Regions from separate parts of the Homo sapiens genome. Here region 1 is linked to region 2. A link is an interaction called in ENCODE POLR2A ChIA-PET data of the cell type or tissue named here. Cell type or tissue: OCI-LY7. All regions are shown on one strand. Each heading gives the region's core, and the rest is flanking DNA. Links, peaks and the distances in the headings are about the cores only. Region 1 has its middle 17 kb from the start of DHCR7. Region 2 holds the start of DEFB108B (defensin beta 108B).

Region 1 (5,378 bases), core at 71-5,070, 400 kb after region 2:
GTGGCTTCATTGCTTCACATGAGAACTGGTCCCACAGCCAGGCCGCCTCCCAGACAGCCTGGAGGGTATCGGAACTGTGACCCGCCCAGGCTGACTGCTGAGCCCTAGTGTTCGTGCACTGGTGCCCCACCACTACCTGTTTGAGGATATGGGCCTGAGGGGTCCCGTGCATCTGTGCTGGACACACACCACAAGAGTGATTCAAATGCCGGGGAGACGGGAGCACACTGCCCTGCATGGCTCTGAGCGGAGTGGACCCTGCCTTTTCTTCCCAGACATTGCGTAAATTCAGTTCACAGAGGCTGGGGTGTGGTCACTGTGAGCTCAGATCCGGGCCTCCCTGCCTGCGTTGGAATCCTGGCCCCAGCATTTAAGAGCTGTATGACCTTCAGGGGACCTACCCTCTCAGTGTCTCAGCTTCCTCTTTTGAAAGATGAGGGTCATTATTATCTTCCTGCCTTGATGTGAGAAGGGCTTTCCAGGCCAATTTGCTGGGAGAGCTCTTGGTTCAGATGTGGACCTGCCTCTGAATTGGCTGAGGTTAGCTTTTGGTTTGGTTTCTGTTTGAGCAGCTTTGTGCTGGGCTGCAGGTTCCTCTTCCATGCACTGTGTGTTTGTACAATGGGTTCTGCAGGTGCAAGGCTGTGGCCCAGGCTCTGTCCCACCAGACACGTCTGCCCTCACTCATCCCCAGATGGAGCCAGCTTCTCTCTGGGCGAGAACAGGGTGATCCAGGAGCTCAGATTAGACAGTGCCAGCCTCTACCATTCTCCATGTACAGAGAGCATTCTGTTCCCAGTGAAGCCACAGTGCCTGATCCCTGGGAAGCTGGCCTGGCCTTTGCCCCCTTCCAGAATGAAGGACGGCTCGGACCAATTGCCAGGGCCATCTGAACTGTGCTTTACAGGGCATGGCACTGCCCTCTGATAAGGGGCAGGCATCCAGTACCCCAGGACAGGGTCAGGGCAGGAATCCAGTGGGCACATTCAGAGAGGCTATTTTCCCATGAGTAGATTCAATCCTGATACACCCCACCCTCTCCAACCTCAACCTTCGAAAGCGAGGTGAGGCCTTTCTCAGAAACCACCCTGCTTGCTGTTGGCTCCAGCAGATCTGCTTTCTGGTCCACATTTAACAATCAATTGCTCAGCACATATCTCTGTCCTGGGAGGAGCTGCGCAGATTGCAGGCACTGTCTTTGATGGCACAGCTGATTTCTTGGGAAACTGAGGCCTGGGGTTTAAAGCAACTCACCCCAAATGACAGAACTAGCAACTGGTAGAGGCCAAATTTAAACCTAAGGAGGAGAGGCAAAGGGGCAATGTAGGTCACAGAGTACAATGTTTGGGTTAGACAGGAGAATAAGTTTCTGAGATCTGTGGCACAGCATGGTGGGTGACCATAGTTCGGAATGTATTATATATTTCAAAATTGCTAAGAGTAAATTTTCAGTGTTCTCACTATGCCCACAAAAATACACAGATGAAGTTATGGATATGTTAATTAGCTTGATTTACTCATTCTGCAATTTACACATGTATCAAAACATCACATTGTACCCCATAAATATAAACAATTATTGTCAATTGAAAATACCATTAAAAAATATAAATGACCAATGAAGATCTGAAAAGCTGTTCAATTTCCCTAGTAATTAGAGGGAGGAAAGTTAACATCACGTGATCCTTTGGCAAACTTGATCACATTGGCAAACTTTATTGCAGCAGTAACTCCCAGCATCACCAAGGTCAACAAGAAGCCAGTGTTCTCCTAAACAGTACGTAGGAGTTCTGTTCATTCACGTCAAGAAATTTACCCTGAAGAAATCAAGGGAGGAGGAATATGTTTCAATAACAATGTTGGTGCAAGTATGGTAGATAATAAAGTTTTCTGCTGGGCGCAGTGGCTCACGCCTGTAATCCCAGCACTTTGGGAGGCCAATGTGGGCAGATCACTTGAGTTCAGGAGTTTGAAACCATCCAGGGCAACATGGCGAAACCCCATCTCTGTAAAAACAATTAAAAAATTAGTTGGGCATGGTGGCACATGCTTGTAGTCCCAGCTATTCAGGAGGCTGAGGCAGGAGGATCACCTGAGCCTGGGGAGGTTGAGGCTGTAGTGGACCGTGATTGTGCCATTGCACTCCAGCCTGGGCCAACAGAGCAAGACCCTGTCTCAAAAAAAATAAAGTTTTCATATGAAATATATACATAAAAGGATATATACCAAAACATAAACATTAATGCTATTCATAGCTGCATAGCGGAGGTAATAGATAGTGGTTTTTTTCTGTATTTTTGATAAATGTTATTTTTCAGCAACACTTCTGCAGGATTATAGTAGTGGTGAGGAAGGCTGCTTGCACCTGGACAGATACAATGCATTTGTTTTTAATAAACTAGACCTTCCTGCCCTAAGCAGGCCAAGGAGGAGGAGGAGGACTTCTGGCCAGGAGGGGGGTTTCCACGCAGGCACTGGTGCCACCGAGGGCCGACTGGGCTTGGTTTCACCACGTTGCCTGCAGGGAGGGCTGTTTCAGGAGCAGGAGTCAGCCCTTCTTGTCTGGAGTACTGTCAGAGGTGGGCGTCAGTGATAGCGACAGGAGGCAGCCAAATGCCCAGCAGACAGAGGTGGATCCCCGGTGAAGCCCCACCTCCAAGCCAAAGACAGTTTAAAGCCTGAAAGCCAAGCTATCCTTGGACTGGACTGACAACTTGTCTTGCTGTTTGGTGCACTTCCCTCTGATGGATCCCCACCCTTCACCTATTTTACATATACCCAACCTTTCCTAATTGGTTTCCTACACTGTTGTGTCCACCTTTGAGTGGCATCTTTGCTTTAACCTTTTGTTTGTTTGTTTTGGAGACAGAGTCTTGCTCTGTCACCCAGGCTGGAGTGCAGTGGCGCAATCTCTGCTCACTGCAACCTCCGCCTCCCGGGTTCAAGCCATTCTCCTGCCTCAGCCTCCCGAGTAGCTGGGATTACAGGCATGCACCACCATACCCGGCTAATTTTTGTATTTTTAGTAGAGACTGGGTTTCTCCATGTTGGTCAGGCTGGTCTCGAACTCCTAACCTCAGGTGATCTGCCCGCCTTGGCCTCCCAAAGTGCTGGGATTACAGGCGTGAGCCACCGTGCCCAGCCTAGTTTTAACCTTTTACTGCATACTCACAAGCCAATCAGCATGCACTCCCCATCCTGTACCTATAAAGACTCCAGACTCATTCAGTAGAGGGGAGACGGCCTGACTTTGGGGAAGATGACCTGCCCTTCCTGGCCCCTCTCTAGCTCCCCTCTCCACTTAGAGCTGTTTTGGTTGCTCAGTAAAATTCTCGGCCTTCACCATCCTTCAAGTGTCCATATGACTTCATTCTTTTTGGATGCTGGGCAAGAGTGGGACCCAGCTAGTGTGAGTACCCAGAAAGGCTGTCACACTAGCCCTTTGCCCTTGCCAGTGGAGGGCAGCCACCCCACATGACAAGGCAGGGGGACAACTGAGCTGCTAACACACCACCACCCACAAATGGCAGAACTAAAGGAGCACTGTAACACTGCCTCTGGGGCTTTGGGGTCACAGGCACCCTCACCTGGGTGCTGCAACACGCCTAGTCTGGCCACGGGTCCTGCATGGAGCTTGCTCCTGTGTCTGCACTTGGAATGGCCGGCCGGATCCCACACTCACATGCTCACATGCTCCCTCCCACAAGGGGTTGAGCACAGTGAGCTGAGTAGACGGGGCGCCCCTGCTGTGAGTCCCGTGAAAGGACCAAGAAAAACCCTGCATTATCAGGAGAGGGAACGTCAGGCCACAGCCCGGCCAGATTTTCTGGTCAAGAGGCCTCATTGAGGAGAACATTCCATGCAGACTTGAGATCTAAGTCCCCTCTGTGTGTTTATTTCATCAGGATGGGCAGATTATTCTCCCTGAGTGCCTCCTCAGCTCACAGATCCACTCTTGCCCCTTTCCCAAACCTTGGTCTCCAAATCTGTTAGGAAATCTGGATGTTACCTGGGAAGACCAAGACCGCAGTGACTGGGAGCTGGGGACGGGATGGGTCTGGCTTTTGGAAACTCAATGCCTCAAATTCAACAATGAGCCACAGACGTGGACCAGCTCTTTGTTGTTCCAGGAAGTGGTCAGGGGTGGGGGTTTGCACAGGGTGAGTGTGGTCACCTGGACACACAGGGAAGCTGCAAGATGGCTGTTAGCAAGAGGCAAGTACCAGGCAAGTCCACCTGGCTCACAGCTTTAAACACCTCCACGGCTTGGTGACTCCAAGGTTTCATCTCCAGCCATGCCTTTGTCCTGAACGCCGCTCATGAGTCCACATGCTCCCTCTACACCTCACTCAGCATCTGAAAGGTTACTCGACTTCACCCCCTCAATCAGTACTGACCTTTTCCCATAAATGTCAGTTGCTCTAACCGAAAACCAGGTATCATCCCTGACTCCCCTCCCTCACGCCACGTTCCATCAGAGGGCAAGCCTGTGGCTGTGCCCATGAAATGTCCAGGATCTGACCGCTTTCCATCTACCGGGTGCCCCCGTCCCAGGCTCTGTCCTCTCTTAGCCTCAGCGCATGTCTCCCTGCCTCCTGCCCCCGCCCACAGTCTGTTCTCGGCTCAACAGCCAGACTATCCCATCAAAATGTGAGTCACATGCTGTCACTCCACTGCTCAGAACTTTCCAAGGTCTTCTCATGTTGCTCAGAATAAAAGCCAGGGTCGTTCTGAGGGCCTCAGCCGCCCTGTGGACTGTCAGACCTCTCTTGCTGCAGCCTCCCATATTGACACAGCAATAGCCATGCCCACCACCTCCCTGGGCCTCTGGCACTGCTCCACCTCAGTCAAAGCCCAGTTAGAACTACTGATGCAAATCCCCACAGCCAGGATCATCAAGACATCGGCCGCCAAGCTTTCTGGCCAGGGATTTCAGTTGCAGAACTGTTTGCAACACTTAGCTGCAATGGAAGTGCCAATTCTGGAACTGGTTTCCTTGTTGTTGGCTCACTTCTTCCTACCCCTGAGCACACTTGGAAGGCTACAGACTTAGATAAGTGAGGAGGAGGCGGGAGGCATTTGAATTACATGGTTATTATTTTTTTCTTTAACTGGGAGTGAACTCCACTCTGTCTTGAGAAAGAATTCTTGACTTGCCTTGCAGATGAGAAATGCTGCTGTGGAGGCTGAGTAGAGGCAGGAAGAGCTGCCTTCCCTTTAAGACTTGGAGATGACCCTGGGGAGGGCAGCAAAGGCGTCTGCAGAACCATCTGGGCTGTTTCCCCCTGGACAGGACTGCAGGGAGCTGCAGGGAGCTGCAGGGAGGTTCACCACGGCCCTCTGTACCTTGGAATACACTAAGATCTCCAGGGTGTGGT
Region 2 (5,378 bases), core at 64-5,063:
CTGAAGGAAACTAGAGGAGCTTTGGAGACCAAGATTTAGTAGAATAATGCCTGATTTTTAATTTTTGATGTCTAGTAACTGCTAGTAAACTTGCCTAATTTGGAGATGGAATAAGAGGGTTTCAAAGACTTGAAACACCATTGACTTCATTTAACTGAGTTGCTATGGAGAATTAATGAATTAGATGGCTGCAGGCCTCTCAGCCAATGAGTCTTCCAGATTTCCTATGAGACCCCCTTTTCTGGTTATAGGTGATGGTGATTTCTCTTTGAGTATTGAATCCCTGTAAGGTGTTAGGCACTCTACTCTTACCAAGTTTATTTTGTTACCTGGTAGAACTTGGCTCATAAAGAAGAAAATGGCGAAGAGGAGGACAGCAATCCTCATGGCTGAAGAAAGAAAAAAGTTTGTCTTCATTTCCAGGAGGCAGAGAAAACTTCCATCTGTGGCTGTCTAGCACCAGTGGAATGTCTCTGTTTGGATAATAAGAGTCTTTGTGTACCTCATTAGGCATATTCATAGATAGACGTGTTCTATGCATGCAAAATTGCTTTTATGGGAAGACTGAGAGTCCTTTTTTTATTGGACAGCCAGTTCATTAGTATGATGTGGGTGCACAGTTTTGGCCATAAAACCTTGTTAAATGGGGACATAAGCTACAAACATTTTGGCAAAAGATGAAAGTTTATGAACAAACAACCATTTATATTGTTACAATAAATTAGACTGTGTTGAGAAACCAGTTGGTTTCATTAATGACCAGACATTTTGTTAGTGAACACTTCCCAGACTTTACTTGCCCTGCTAAGAATTAATCACCCCACTTTCTCCTGGTCTGAAAGTCCAAAGTGCTTTGTTTATGTTACAGTACTTACTGCCTTGTATGTTAGATTAGTGAATGTATATTTGCCTCATCCACTACTGTATGAGCTTCTTGCTTGCTAGGACAAGACTATATTACTCAGAACTGAGGAGGGAGTTGAATCATGTGGCTATTTATTCTCAAATCCTCTTCACCAAGTGGAACAAAACAACAGTGAAAGACCACCGCACATGGAGGCAGGAGGTCTGGATTTGGATTCTAGATCTCTAGATCTATTACTAACTGGAGGTATGGATATAGTCAGGAAAATTGTCTTCCTTAGGTGCTTCCTTGATAGCGTCTATAAAGGTCGAGATCTGTTGGATCTAGATCAGGGGATTCTCAATCATTACTATGCAGAAAATCAACTGGGAGAGTTACTTTGCAATACAGATGCTTAGTTCCATCTCATGATATTTTTATTTTTTTTAAAATTGGTCTAGTATTTTTTGTTGTTTGTTGTTGTTGTTTTTATTGATCATTCTTGGGTGTTTCTTGCAGAGGGGGATTTGGCAGGGTCATAGGACAGTAGTGGAAGGAAGGTCAGCAGATAAACAAGTGAACAAAGGTCTCTGGTTTTCCTAGGCAGAGGACCCTGCGGCCTTCCGCAGTGTTTGTGTCCCTGGTTACTTGAGATTAGGGAGTGGTGATGACTCTTAACGAGCATGCTGCCTTCAAGCATCTGTTTAACAAAGCACATCTTGCACCGCCCTTAATCCATTTAACCCTGAGTGGACACAAAACATGTTTCAGAGAGCACCGGGTTGGGGGTAAGGTCATAGATCAACAGCATCCCAATGCAGAAGAATTTTTCTTAGTACAGAACAAAATGGAGTCTCCTAAATCTACTTCTTTCTACACAGACACAGCAACAATCTGATTTCTCTATCTTTTCCCCACATTTCCCCCTTTTCTATTCGACAAAACCGCCATCGTCATCATGGCCCATTCTCAATGAGCTGTTGGGTACACCTCCCAGACGGGGTGGCGGCCGGGCAGAGGGGCTCCTCACTTCCCAGAAGGGGCGGCCGGGCAGAGGCGCCCCCCACCTCCCAGACGGGGCGGCGGCCGGGCGGAGGCGGCCCCCCACCTCCCTCCCGGACGGGGCGGCTGGCCGGGCGGGGGCTGCCCCCGGGGCTGCCCCCCGCCTCCCTCCCGGACGGGGAGGCTGGATGGGTGGGGGCTGCCCCCCACCTCCCGGACGGGCCGGCTGCCGGGCGGAGACGCTCCTCACTTCCCGGATGGGGCGGCTGCCGGGCAGAGGTGCTCCTCACATGCCAGACGGGGTGGCGGGGCAGAGGTGCTCCCCACATCTCAGACATGGGCGGCTGGGCAGAGACGCTCCTCACTTCCTAGACGGGATGGCGGCCGGGGAGAGGCACTCCTCACTTCCCAGACTGGGCAGCCGGGCAGAGGGGTTCCTCACATCCCAGATGATGGGCGGCCAGACAGAGACACTCCTCACTTCCCAGACGGGGTGGTGGCTGGGCAGAGGCTGCAATCTTGGCACTTTGGGAGGCCAAGGCAGGCGGCTTGGAGGTGGAGGTTGTAGTGAGCCGAGATCACGCCACTGCACTCCAGCCTGGGCAACATTGAGCACTGAGTGAACAAGACTCTGTCTGCAATCCCGGCGCCTCGGGAGGCTGAGGCTGGCAGATCACTCGTGGTTAGGAGTTGGAGACCAGCCCGGCCAACAGAGCGAAACCCAGTCTCCACCAAAAAAATACGAAAACCAGTCATGCGTGGCTGCACGTGCCTGCAATCGCAGGCACTCGGCAGGCTGAGGCAGGAGAATCAGGCAGGGAGGTTGCAGTGAGCGGAGATGGAGCAGTACAGTCCAGCTTTGGCTCGGCATCAGAGGGAGACCGTGGAAAGAGGGAGAGGGAGAGGGGGAGGGGAGGGGGAGGGGGAGAGGGAGGGAGAGGGAGAGGTGGTCAAGTATTTTTCATTAAATAATGTAAACTTTCTTAGTCTACATCTAATAAAACTCCCACCAGCATACAAATACATTGAATGATATTAGCAGCAGAATCTTTAAATAAAGTAACCATACAGAACTATTAGGCCATCTTTTTTTCATTGCTTATTATTTCATGCTATTTGTCACCATTGTCATCATAATCAGCCTCATCCTACATTGTTGAACACCCATCACGGACCATATGGCATAAACATTTTTCCTACTCATAAAGGAGCATATGTTCTCTATATGTATATAAAATTAATGTCTGAACAAACTGGCTTAAACAAGGCAGAAGTTGGTTTCTCCCTCACTTAAATCTATAGTTCTACCTACCATGGCTAATACAGATACCTGCCAAATTCATTAGGGATGCAGGCCCCTTCCAGCTCTCTGTTCTGCTATACTTTAGAAGAGGCTCTAGTTTGGCTGCCAAATCCCCACCTATCATTTTTGAATTCCAGGCAGCAGGAAGGAAAAAAGCCAAGAGAGAAAAACAAGGGAGCATCTACCCCTCCTTTTAAGTATTTTAACCAACCCCTCTTGTTTTTTTTTAACTGACTTTGTTGAGCTATGATTACATTTAAAAAGCTGTACATATTTAAGGTGTACATCTCAGTGAGTTTGGGGATAAGTATACACCATGAACACATCACTACCATCAAGATTATAAACATATCCTTCACCTCCCTAAGTCCCCCCCCTTTATTATTATTATTTTTTTGGTAACAAATATTGGTAAGAATACAAAATCTATCCTTTTAGCAAATTTTAAGTGTGTAATACAGTATTCTTAGCTGTAAGCACTATGCTGTAAACGAGACCTCCAGAACTTACTTATGTGGTATATCTGAAACTTTGTGCTGTAACCACATCTACCCATTTCCCCAGCACCACGGCCCCTGGCAACCACCATTCTACTCTCTGCTTTTGTGAGTTTTTCTATTTTAGATTTCAAATACAAGTGAAATCATATAGTAATTGTCATTCTGTGGTTGGCCTATTTCATATAACGTAATGCCCTCCAAGTCCATCCATGTTGTCACAAATGACAGGGTTTCATTATTATGTAACACTGAATAATATTCCATTGCATATATGTATCAGCCATTTATCCTGATACTCTTCCTCCACCTGCCTCCCAACAGTCCCCAGTGTGTGTTGTTCCCCTCCTAATATCCATGTGTTCTCACTGTTCTGCTCCCACTTATAAGTTAGAACGTGCAGTGTTTGGTTTTCTGTTCATGGGTTAGTTTGCTGAGGATAATGGCTTCCAGCTCCATTCATGTTCCTGCAAAGAACATGATCTCATTCCTTTTTACGGCTGCATAGTATTCCATGGTGTATACGTACCACATTTTCTTTATCCAGTCTGTCACTGATGGACATTTGGGTTGATTCCATGTCTTTGCTATTGTGAATAGTGCTGCAATGAACATATGTATGCATGTATCTTTATAATAGAATGATTTATATTCCTTTTGGTATATACCCAGTAATGGGATTGCTGGGTCAAGTGGTATTTCTGGTTGTAGGTCTTTGAGGAATCACCATACTGTCTTCCACAATAGTTGAACTAATTTACATTCCCACCAACAGTGTAAAAGTGTTCTTATATCTCAACAGCCTCATCAGCAGGTAGTTTTATTTAAAAAATTTTTGAGAAACCTTCATACTATTATCTGAAATGGACATAGTAATTTGTATTTCCACCACAAGTATACAAGGGTTATCTTTTCTCCACATCCTCACTAATACTTGTTATACATCTTTTTGATAATAGCTATTCTAAGAGGTATCAGATGATATTTCATGGTGGTTTTTTTATTTACATCCCCCTGATGATTAGAGACGGTAAGAATTTTTTCATATATTTGTTGGCCATTTGTATCTGTTCTTCTGGGAAATGTCTACTCAGATCTTTGCCCTTTTTTTTTTTTTTTTTTTTGAGATGGAGTCTCGCTTTGTCACCCAGGCTGGAGTGCAGTGGCGTGATCTTGGCTCACTGCAAGCTCCACCTCCCAGGTTCATGCCATTCTCCTGCCTCAGCCTCCCAAGTAGCTGGGACTACAGGCACCCGCCACCATGCCCAGCTAATTTTTTGTATTTTTTGTATTTTTTTTTTTTTTTAGTGGAGACAGGGTTTCACCGTGTTAGCCAGATCTTTGCCCATTTAAAAAAAAATTCAACTTTTATTTTAGATTCAGGAGATGCATGTGCAGGTTTTTACATTGGCACATTGTGTGATGCTGAGGAGTATGAATGATCTTGTAACCCAGATAGAAAACATAATACCCAATAGATAGTTTTTCAGGCTTTTGTCCCCACCTTCCCTTCCCCCTCTAGTAGTCCCCAGTATCTGTTGTTCCGATCTTTACTTCCATGTGTAACCAATGCTTTGTTCTCACTTATAACTAAGAACATATGGTATTTGGTTTTCTCTTCCTGCATTATTTTAGAATAATGGCCTCCAGCTGCATCCATGTTGGTGCAAAGGACATAATTTTTTTATGGTTGTGTAGTATTCCATGGTGTACATATACTGCATTTTCTCTA

What was found. Peaks named below come from ENCODE experiments on the same cell type or tissue, not always from the same donor. Only the 100,000 strongest peaks of a DNase experiment are listed, where the experiment ranks them.
Region 1: POLR2A ChIA-PET joins it to region 2 with 10 read pairs; 2 of 35 experiments call an interaction of 5 or more read pairs at or near these places.

Annotation. Positions count from the first base shown.
Region 1 is chr11:71,428,639-71,434,016 of GRCh38, reverse strand. It overlaps a transcript of DHCR7 not described here. Among named protein-coding and RNA genes, the nearest start is that of DHCR7, 17 kb to the left of the region's middle. In OCI-LY7, for the core only: no CTCF peak of the experiment used is centred there; no DNase peak of the experiment used is centred there.
Region 2 is chr11:71,828,209-71,833,586 of GRCh38, reverse strand. It overlaps DEFB108B (defensin beta 108B), which reads right to left and starts at 387. Exons shown (of 2, transcript NM_001002035.2): 1 at 330-387. The coding sequence starts at 387. The region is part of intron 6 of XNDC1N-ZNF705EP-ALG1L9P (XNDC1N-ZNF705EP-ALG1L9P readthrough); the gene reads left to right. In OCI-LY7, for the core only: no CTCF peak of the experiment used is centred there; no DNase peak of the experiment used is centred there.